Regions from separate parts of the Homo sapiens genome. Here regions 1 and 2 are each linked to region 3. The links are chromatin contacts, found by Hi-C or POLR2A ChIA-PET in ENCODE. All regions are on one chromosome and are shown on one strand. Each heading gives the region's core, a stretch centred on a gene start or an enhancer-like site at or near the end of the contact. The rest is flanking DNA. Distances are from core to core; before and after follow the strand shown.

Region 1 (2,966 bases), core at 290-2,789, 200 kb after region 3:
CGTTTCATTCCATAAAATAAATAGAATGAGTGTTCAGATGAGTCAAGCACAGGTTAGTTTTTATGGACAAAAAAGGGTAGAGAAAAATAGAAACAGAAGGAAAAAAAGCAGATGGGTCCTTTCAAAGTTACTTTTCTTGTAAAAGGACTTCCGTATCATGCCGGCTCACACTGGCTTGTTTGGGGTTTTGGCTCTTCCTTCCCTCTCCTGATTCCTCTGAAGGTTTGATAAACAACTTAGTGTTGCTTAGTGACATAGAACTTTAGCGTGAGTGACTCCATTTTGGTTTGGTCTGTTGAGCCAAGCACAGGAGCTCAGTGCAAATCAATGGCCTCCTATAAAATTTATTTAACTGAACCCTTGTGCATTGCTGGTGGGAATTTAAAATGGTGCAGCTACCATGGAAAATCGTATGGCGATTCCTCAGAACATTAAACACAATTACCATATGATCCAGCAATTCTACCTCTGGGTGTATATCCAAAATAATTGAAAGCAGGGACTCGAACAGATATTTGTACACTCACATTCAAAGCAGCAACATTCACAATAGCCAAAAGGTGGAAGCAACCCAAATGTCCATGGAGGGATGAATGGTTATGCAAAATGTGGTACATCTATACAATGGAATATTATTCAGTTGTAAAAAGGAAGGAAATTCTGACACATGCTACGAAATGGAAGGATCTTGAAGATATTATGTTAAGTGAAAGAAGCCAGACCCAAAAAGACAAATACTGTATAATTCCACTCATATCAGGTGCCTAGAGTAGTCAAGGGGAAGTTACTGTTTAATCGCGATAGAGTTTCAGTTTGGGAAGATAAGAAAGTTCTAGAAAAGAATGGTGGTGGTGGTTACAGAACAATGTGAGTGTACTTGGTGCCACAGAACTGTATGCAGTACTTACAAATGGTTACAATGGTAAATTTAGGCCAGGAGTGGTGGCTCATGCCTGTAATCCCAGCATTTTGGGAGGCCAAGGCAGGAGGATTGATTGAGGCCAGTAGTTTAAGACCATCTTGGGCAACACGGTGAGATCCCCATCTCTATAAAAATACATTTTAAAAATTTAAAAATTAGCTGGGCGTGGTAGCACACGCCTGTAGTCCCAGCTACTCGGGAGACTGAAGTGGGAGGATCACTTAAGCCAGAAGTTCAAGGCTACAGTGAGCTATGATCGCGCCACTGCACTCCAGCCTGGGCGACAGAGCGAGACCCTTCTAAAAAATAAAAAGGTAACATACATGTGTATGTATTGTAACACCATTAAAAAACAGAAATTTAAACGAAGAAAAGTTGGCTTCTAGCCCTTTGATCTAGCAAAGCTGACAGTGTCCTCACCTACCAATATAGGTAGATGACTCCTTACACGTGGACAAGCACATCCACCTGGCCGCTTCTCCCCTTTCCTCCCCTCCCCCGTTCCTCTCCTCCCCAACACATCCAGGTTCCGACCCTGCCACCCCCAACGAGTCTCACTGCGCAGGCGCGGAGCGGTGGGCAGGAGCGGGCGTGGCCTGACTCTGCGCCTGTGCGGAATTCCAGCTGCGACTGCTGAGGGAGAAAATGATGCCCAGGTTGGGCTCCCCGGCCCACCGGCCGAGGAGAGGCCTGCGCTGCACACGCGCAGACCGAGCATCCGCGTCAAGAGGCGAAGAGAGCGCGCGCTCCCCACGTCCTGCGCTCCTGGCTGCCGGGCATTCGTCTCAGCCGTGACTCTCGCCAGGCCGGGGCTGGCGCGCCCACGTCTGAAGAGCGATGCCCCGGGAGATCATCACCCTGCAGCTGGGCCAGTGCGGCAACCAGAGTGAGCAAGCGAGCGCCGGCCCCGCCGGTCTCTGGTTCTGCCCCTTCGGGTCCCACCCAAGTGCCTGGCTTCCACCAGTCCCCCTTTCCCTTCCATGAACCCCCTGCCCTGCTGCTCTGGATAACCCAGACCGAGAGCTGCGCCTCCAGCCCGGGGCTGGGGCAGCTACCAAACCCAGGCATCTTGGGTCCACCCTCTGATCGTGTCAGCCTCTGAGACTAAAACTGGGCTCCTCAGGCCTTAAGGCTCCAGCAGACCCGGGCATCTCCCCCCTCCCCCAGTTGGGTTCGAGTTCTGGAAACAGCTGTGCGCCGAGCATGGTATCAGCCCCGAGGGCATCGTGGAGGAATTCGCCACCGAGGGCACTGACCGCAAGGACGTCTTTTTCTACCAGGTGCCCCCAGCGACTTGGCCGGGGGCGGCAGTGGCCCAAGGGGGCGGAAGGGAAGGGAGTGGCCTGGTACTGGGAACCCCGCTGGGCAGTAGGGCCAGGCGGCTGGCTTGAGGAGGGAGGGCCGGAGGGAGCCAGAGTTGGGAGGACTTCGGACTTGGGCCGCCCTAGCTGATTGGGCCCCCTCCTGGACTCCCCTTGACAGGCAGACGATGAGCACTACATCCCCCGGGCCGTGCTGCTGGACTTGGAACCCCGGGTGATCCACTCCATCCTCAACTCCCCCTATGCCAAGCTCTACAACCCAGAGAACATCTACCTGTCGGAACATGGAGGAGGAGCTGGCAACAACTGGGCCAGCGGATTCTCCCAGGTGTCCTAGCGACCATTCCAGAGACCTTTGATATTCCCATCCAGAGGCAAGGCAGGCTCAAGCTACTAGGAATTTGACCTGACTGACAGAAAATAAGAGACAAAAGGATGTCCCGAACAAGAGGGACAGCCAGGGAGAGGTTTATGCAAATTTTGTGCAAATCATTTGCAATAGTAGCACTTCTGGGTTGAGGGCTACAGCCTAGGCTCTGCTTCAGGGTGGCAACAATATTCCAGGGTAGACAGAATTCTTGGTGCTGTGCTGAGAAAAGATGCTCTCTGGAACCTTTGGCCTGACCCTCCCTTTCCATATCTCTATACAGGGTGAGAAAATTCATGAAGACATCTTTGACATCATAGACCGAGAAGCAGATGGAAGTGACAGTTTGGAGGTG
Region 2 (2,792 bases), core at 142-2,641, 220 kb after region 3:
CCACTGGGCCTGCTGGGGACCCCTGCGCGGGGGATGGGAGCCTGACCCGGGCCACAGCACACGGGAGTCTGGCCGCCAGTGTGCAGGAGGGATGGGGGAGGAGACGTCAAGGGATGGAGGTCTCCCACACCAATCGTGCCTCCGTTTCCCCACGGGGAGATTCGACAAAACCAGGCAGCAGCCCAGTGTCCCTCACCATCCATCCCCTCAGGGGTTTCCCAGGAGCCTCACCCGGGAAAGCCGAGAGTTCTGTCCTGAGTGGCAGGGTAATGAGGAGGGGTCCTCAAAGAGCTCCCACCTCCCTCTCCTTGGGGTCCCCGCCACAGACCCCAATCCTGGGATGACTTCTCCCCCTCGTCCAGGTCTCCGCAGCGGGAGCTCTCGCATCTGGCCTCCGCACTTGCGAACTGGGAGCGGAGGGGGACCCAGGCGTTCGAGCCGCCCAGCCGGCCTCGCCACATTCCTCGGCGCTGGCGGAGGCGGAAGGAGACGGGATGGGACGCGGGCCCAGCGGGGAAGGGAGAGGCAGGGCCAGGTCGGGCCACGCGTGACGCCTCCCCTGCCTCAGGGCCCCCAGCAGGTGGATAGCGCCCAGCCTGCAGCGGGAGGCCCACAGGCACATCCCGAGTAGGGCTGCTGCTCCGAGAGCTCCCGGGGGCTTTGGCCCCCAGGCAAAAAACTCTCCCTCATCCCTAGTTCGCCAAGCGCGCAGCGTGTGGCTGGAGGCTGGAGCGGATCAGCGTGACGGCCGGTTACAGCGAGAGTGATTGAGACGAGGCTCCGAACCCCCGGGACTTACCCTCCCGCCGCCCGCTGGACTCGGGGTCCGCAGCTCAAAGGTTTCCTCGTCCTCGTCCTCGTCCCCGTCCCCGCTAAGCTCGCCGTCCCCGTAGTCCCGGTGCAGAAGAGTGAAGCCTCGACGGCAGCAGAGAAGCCACCATAGTCCCCCGGGGAGAGGCATCCGGGCGAGGAGCTGCGGATGGGGGCGCGGGCAGCCGCGGCCGAGCAGTAGGGGGTCGGAGGAACTGGCGGGGCTCCGACCCGAGCAGGGGAAAGATGAGGTGGGAGGAGCAGAAGGGAGAAGAGGACAGGGAGGAGGCAGTGTCCTGGGCTGGGGTGCAAGGGGACGCTAGCCAGACGCTGAGGGGGGCTCAGTGTCTGGGCCCCCGGAGGGGGGAGGGGGAAAAGCGTCCAGGGCCCCGGGAGAGGAGGGAGCAATGTCCGGAGCTGGGAAGTAGTGTCCGTTGGAGTGTCCAGCCCTGTGGGGGGCAGTGTCCGGTGCAGCGTCCGAGGTGGGCAGTTGTCCAAGCTCCAGGGAGGGTCGTGTCCGGTAGGGCGTCCGGTGGCCGGGGCCCGGGCCGCGCGCGCTGCGCTCCCTGCAGCCCCGGGACTGGCGCGCTGGGGGCGCGAGCACAGAGCTGGGACCCCGCCCCCCCGGCCCCCTCCCTCCCGGGGGGCCCCCCCTCTCTCTTCTTTCTCTCCTCCCTTCTTTACTAGGCAGGGTCCAGGTTTCGTCACAGTCTCCTCTGTCCAATCCCTGTGCCTGGCGCCGGGCGCGGCTACCAATCAGACGGCTGAAACCGCGTTGGGTTGCATCATGTGCCCCTGGCTTGGTGACAGCGGGGAGGGGCGGGGAAACAGGGAGGGAGGGGACGAGGCTATGTTAGCCACGCCCCAGTCTCTGAGGTCGGACGCGGGGTGCTAGTGACGTCACGGAAGCCCGCCTTCAGGCTCTTGTTTTAACTCTTGGCTCACCAACCAATTAAAAACCCTGTTGAGGAGTTTTGGCACAGGACAGAGGAAAACCCAACTGCCGCTCTCTGAACCCCTGTCTCGTCTCAGGGTCCCTGAGAAAGGGAAACGCCTTGGCTACTAAGAGGATGTCCAGACCTGCGAGGACACAGCTCTGGAGGTGGCCCTCCACGTCTGGGGAGAAGGAGTCCAGTTTCTCCAGTTTCTCGGTCTGATTCAGCTCTCCCCCACCCTTTTTTTTTTTTCTTCCAGACAGGGTCTCGCTGTCTTGCCCAGGCTGGGGTGCGGTGGAGCCATTATAGCTTACTACAGCCTCGAACTCCTCGGCTCAAGGGATCCTCCCACCTCAGCCTCTCCAGGAGCTGGGACTACAGGCGTACACCACCATGCCTGGCTAATTTTTTAAATTTATTTTTTGTAGAAATGGAGTCTCACTATGTTGCCCAGGCTGGTCTTTAACTCCTGGGCTCAAGCGATCCTCCCAGCTTGGCTTCCCAAAGTGCTGGGATTACAGGTATGAGCCACTGCACTCGGCCTCACCTCCTTTTCGAGGTGAAGGAGTTGAGGCAGGCACTCTGGGAAGGTGCAGACCTAGGCCGGAAATAAAATCGAATATAGAGCTCACAGCTCACCGAACTCAGCTGGGGAGACTGACTTGGATTCTAAGGAATTCTGTGGTCTCCGAATACAGTGGAGGCCTCTTAGGGCTAATATCCTGCGGCTCTGTATAGGAAGGGGTTAACTCAGGCGCTAGGCGGCCGGGGCGGGGCCGCGGCCTCCGCGGGCGCGCGCGCGCGTTGCTGACTCAGCGGCGATTCCAGAGATCTTGGATGGAGGGTTCCAGGTCGGTCCCCAGTGGCTGGCGTGTGGGACCCTTTGAGGATCGGCGCCGTCTCCGGGCCTTCCCTGGATCCTGGCCCCTAGAGGCCGTGGGGGACCCCTTTTCGCCGCTGCTGCGGGAGGCTCTGAGGACTGCTAGCCTGGGCAGGGCTGGGCTGGGCGGGGAGGGGCGGGGAAGGGCGGGACGGGCGGGGCCGTCA
Region 3 (3,005 bases), core at 247-2,746:
GATACAATTCTGGTTATCACAAACGACTTGAGATCCCTACTCTTCTTTAAAAGGGCAAGAAAAGGGAATCAATATCAATATTTGATAATGGCATTTAAAAAATAATAGACATCACTTTTGCGTTTAAAAAATGTTTTTCAATATTTAATTTACAAGTTGAGTACAAGCCATAAAAAATGTTTTTAAAATAAATTTGAGGAATTGAAAACTCCTAAGTGGTCAATTGAGCCCACATGAATCTACCAAACAAGACTGAAATGTACTTTCACAACATATGGTCTGATGAGGTTTTTCCTGTTAAACAGAGAAAAATAGACCCGGGGAAGTTGCTGGAAGGCATGAACCATGTACCATTTAAAGAGAGGTTTTCCATACTTATGCAAATGAGACCCCGTTAAAGACTCTACTACAGGATCTAAAGCTAGCCGCTCCCCAGTCTGGGGCTCAAATGTTCTCATCTGTAAAATAAGGGAAAAGAGAAAGGGTGGTATATGTGTCTGCGTATTAATTATTTGAGTGTGTGTGTGAATTCTTTGGATATGAAAATAAAGAGAGAAGACATTAATTATTTGGGTGCGTATGTGTGAATTAATTCTTTGGATATGAAAATAAAGAGAGGGCCGGGCGCGGTGGCTCACACCTGTAATCCCAGCACTTTGGGAGGCCGAGGCGGGTGGAGGCCAGGACCAGTCTGGGCAACATGGCGAAACCCCATCTCTACAAAAAATACAAAAATAGCCGGGTGGCGTGGTGCGTGCCTGTAATCTCAGCTACTAGGGAGGCTGAGGCAGGAGAATCCCCTGAACCCGGGAGGCGGAGGCTGCAGTGAGCCGAGAACGCGCCACTGCATTCCCGCCTGGGAAACAGACCATCTAAAAAAAAAAAAAAAAAAAAAAAAAAAAGGCCGGGCGTGGTGGCTCACGCTTGTAATCCCAACACTTTGGGAGGCCGAGGCGGGTGGATCACGAGGTCAGAATTCGAGACTCAGCCTGGCCAACATAGTGAAACCCCGTCTCTACTTAAAAAAAAAAAAAATACAAAAATTAGCCGGGCATGGTGGTGCGTGCCTGTAGTCCCAGCTACTTGGGAGGCTGAGGCAGGAGAATCGCTTGAACCCGGGAGGTGGAGGTTGCAGTGGGCCGAGATCACGCCACTGCACTCCTGCTTGAGCAACAGAATGAGACTTCAAAAAAAAAAAAAGAAAGAGAAAAGACAACCTACCCCAGTATAAGGGGTAAGAAAAAGGATTCAGGGAGGCTCAGGAACTTAAGGCCTCGAGCACCTGCACCTCCAGCCCCACCCGCTAACCCTCCCCAGCGTGGAGATACAGCACAGGGGCCAACATGGCGTCAGCACGCTGGGTCTCGCCTGCGACCCCCGTGACTCCGCACTGCTGCAGCCCGGGCGAGGCTGCGCCCCATTGGCCAACTGCAATGAGGTCATTGCGGGGGCGGGGGCCGGCGGCGGCGCAGGGGCGGGGCTTTACGGACGCAAGCACGTCGAAGCGCTGCTCCTGGAGCCGCGGAGGGTGCGGGTTTGGCTGCGGTGGTTTCTGTGGCGGTTGCTGTGGCGGAGTTTGGAGGTGAGTGGGGGCTGTAGGTTTAGCGCAACAGGGAGCGGCCCTCGATGGACGTAGGAAATCCTTCTAAGAGCCCCCTTGATTGTCAGAGGAATTAGCGGGGATCTGACGTCTTCGAGATAAAATGGGGGTTCGCCCCCTCCTTGGGCACCCCTCCTCTGCCCTGAGGAACCGGAGGCTCACTGCCCTTTGGAAGCCCCGCATCTCTTCCCTGCTTTAAGGGGTAGGCGGAGGAACCGGAGGTTATTGGATAGGCAGAAGAATTTAGGGGGCTTCTTAAAGGGTTTCTCAGTTTGGGGGTTTTCCTCTCCTTTTTTCCCATCTCAAGGTAGATGAGCCTGAGTCCAGAGAATTCCTGCTCATTGGGTAGACAGGAAATGAAGCAGGTGAATACCGTGGGAGGAGGCGAGGACCGGATGACAGGAGTGAGATTCTTCTAGGCAGGGCGCGGGGGCGCTGTAGTTGGACTCATCTTTTGCAGAATTGCTGTTTCTTCATATTTTGTTTTGTGATCGTCCAGAACTACTTTGGCCTAATTAGTTTTCTGTTAGCCTCCATTGCTATAGAGATATTCTTGGGAGACCTATAATCATTAAAGAGCAGGAGGACGGAGGCGACTCGTTGGAGGCTTATCATTATCCACAGCTCCTGAACTATGCTGACCAGGCCTAATTTTATGTGTTTAGAGGTTGTAGAATCTCTCTTTGTTTAAGGGTGGTGCCGGTAACAGCTGATTTGGATGATTCAGATGTACAGAATCTTAAAGTCAGCCTGCATATTCTCTTGAGAAGTCCTTGCTTATGTCTGAGCTTGTGTTACTGTCTTGAACATCACATGCACAAAGGTTTGTTCGTTCAGATTTCTCAAAATGTCTCCCAGCCTTCCAGAAGAGTAAATCTTCCTTTGATGTCAGACTCATCTATCAGTACTCAGTATAGATGCCCTTATGACACTAAAAATACTGTGCATTTTTCTGAGTTTGGATACTGGACAGGCTGTGCCTTACATTAGCTGATCGAGAATAAATAATTGCAGTTTCAGGACCACTGATAGCGCCAGTTGTCTCATACCCGGCAACAGTAAGACAGCACTAAAACGAAACCTTTATTGGCTCATGAGATTTGACAGATGGAAGAATGTAATTAATCTTGAAGGTAGGGTTGAGAAACAGAAAGCTGCAGAGGTGGAAGGCTTATTCTCTGTGGCTTGATAAAACTGCTTTGTCATTATCAGTGTGTTCCTGTCATGCTTGATTTGAAATTGAGCTTAATATGCAAACTGGTTGCTTTTTCCAGATGACGGTTATTTGTTTGAATTCCTAAGTGGGGAAATATTGTTTTCTGAGGAATCTGGAAGATTAAACCCTTTAGTGTAGCCATAGCTTTAGGATAGTGCCAGAACTTTGGGCTTTTAGAAATGCGCATTG

Evidence for each region. Hi-C counts contacts between places; a loop is a spot of excess contacts on that map. ChIA-PET counts read pairs that join two places held with the same protein, here RNA polymerase II (POLR2A). Pooled maps may share reads with other maps.
Region 1: a pooled map shows a loop between it and region 3 (6-fold over the local background). The contact joins the promoter of TUBG2 here to the promoter of ATP6V0A1 in region 3. A Hi-C loop is called at or near these places in 1 of 37 single-sample maps with no recorded cell type and 4 of 50 pooled maps. POLR2A ChIA-PET finds 5 or more read pairs at or near these places in 1 of 52 experiments (HEK293).
Region 2: a loop to region 3 is called in a map of B cell, with 15 times the contacts of the local background. The contact joins the promoter of PLEKHH3 here to the promoter of ATP6V0A1 in region 3. A Hi-C loop is called at or near these places in 2 of 168 maps with a recorded cell type or tissue (B cell and posterior vena cava), 20 of 37 single-sample maps with no recorded cell type and 12 of 50 pooled maps. POLR2A ChIA-PET finds 5 or more read pairs at or near these places in 1 of 52 experiments (HEK293).

What each region holds. Positions count from the first base shown.
Region 1 is chr17:42,657,745-42,660,710 of GRCh38, forward strand. TUBG2 (tubulin gamma 2) reads left to right here and starts at 1,540. Exons shown (of 11, transcript NM_016437.3): 1 at 1,540-1,808; 2 at 2,090-2,202; 3 at 2,405-2,572; 4 at 2,895-2,963. The coding sequence starts at 1,760. RefSeq lists enhancers at 1,372-2,139, 1,497-1,556, 1,567-1,636, 1,687-1,756.
Region 2 is chr17:42,675,603-42,678,394 of GRCh38, forward strand. It overlaps PLEKHH3 (pleckstrin homology, MyTH4 and FERM domain containing H3), which reads right to left and starts at 1,392. Exons shown (of 13, transcript NM_024927.5): 1 at 800-1,392. The coding sequence starts at 961. RefSeq lists silencers at 1-52, 1,173-1,232, 1,323-1,572, 2,433-2,512 and enhancers at 1,683-1,782, 1,803-1,852, 1,983-2,062, 2,043-2,544, 2,545-2,792.
Region 3 is chr17:42,457,382-42,460,386 of GRCh38, forward strand. It overlaps ATP6V0A1 (ATPase H+ transporting V0 subunit a1), which reads left to right and starts at 1,497. Exons shown (of 22, transcript NM_001130021.3): 1 at 1,497-1,582. RefSeq lists an enhancer at 1,117-1,206 and a silencer at 1,357-1,566.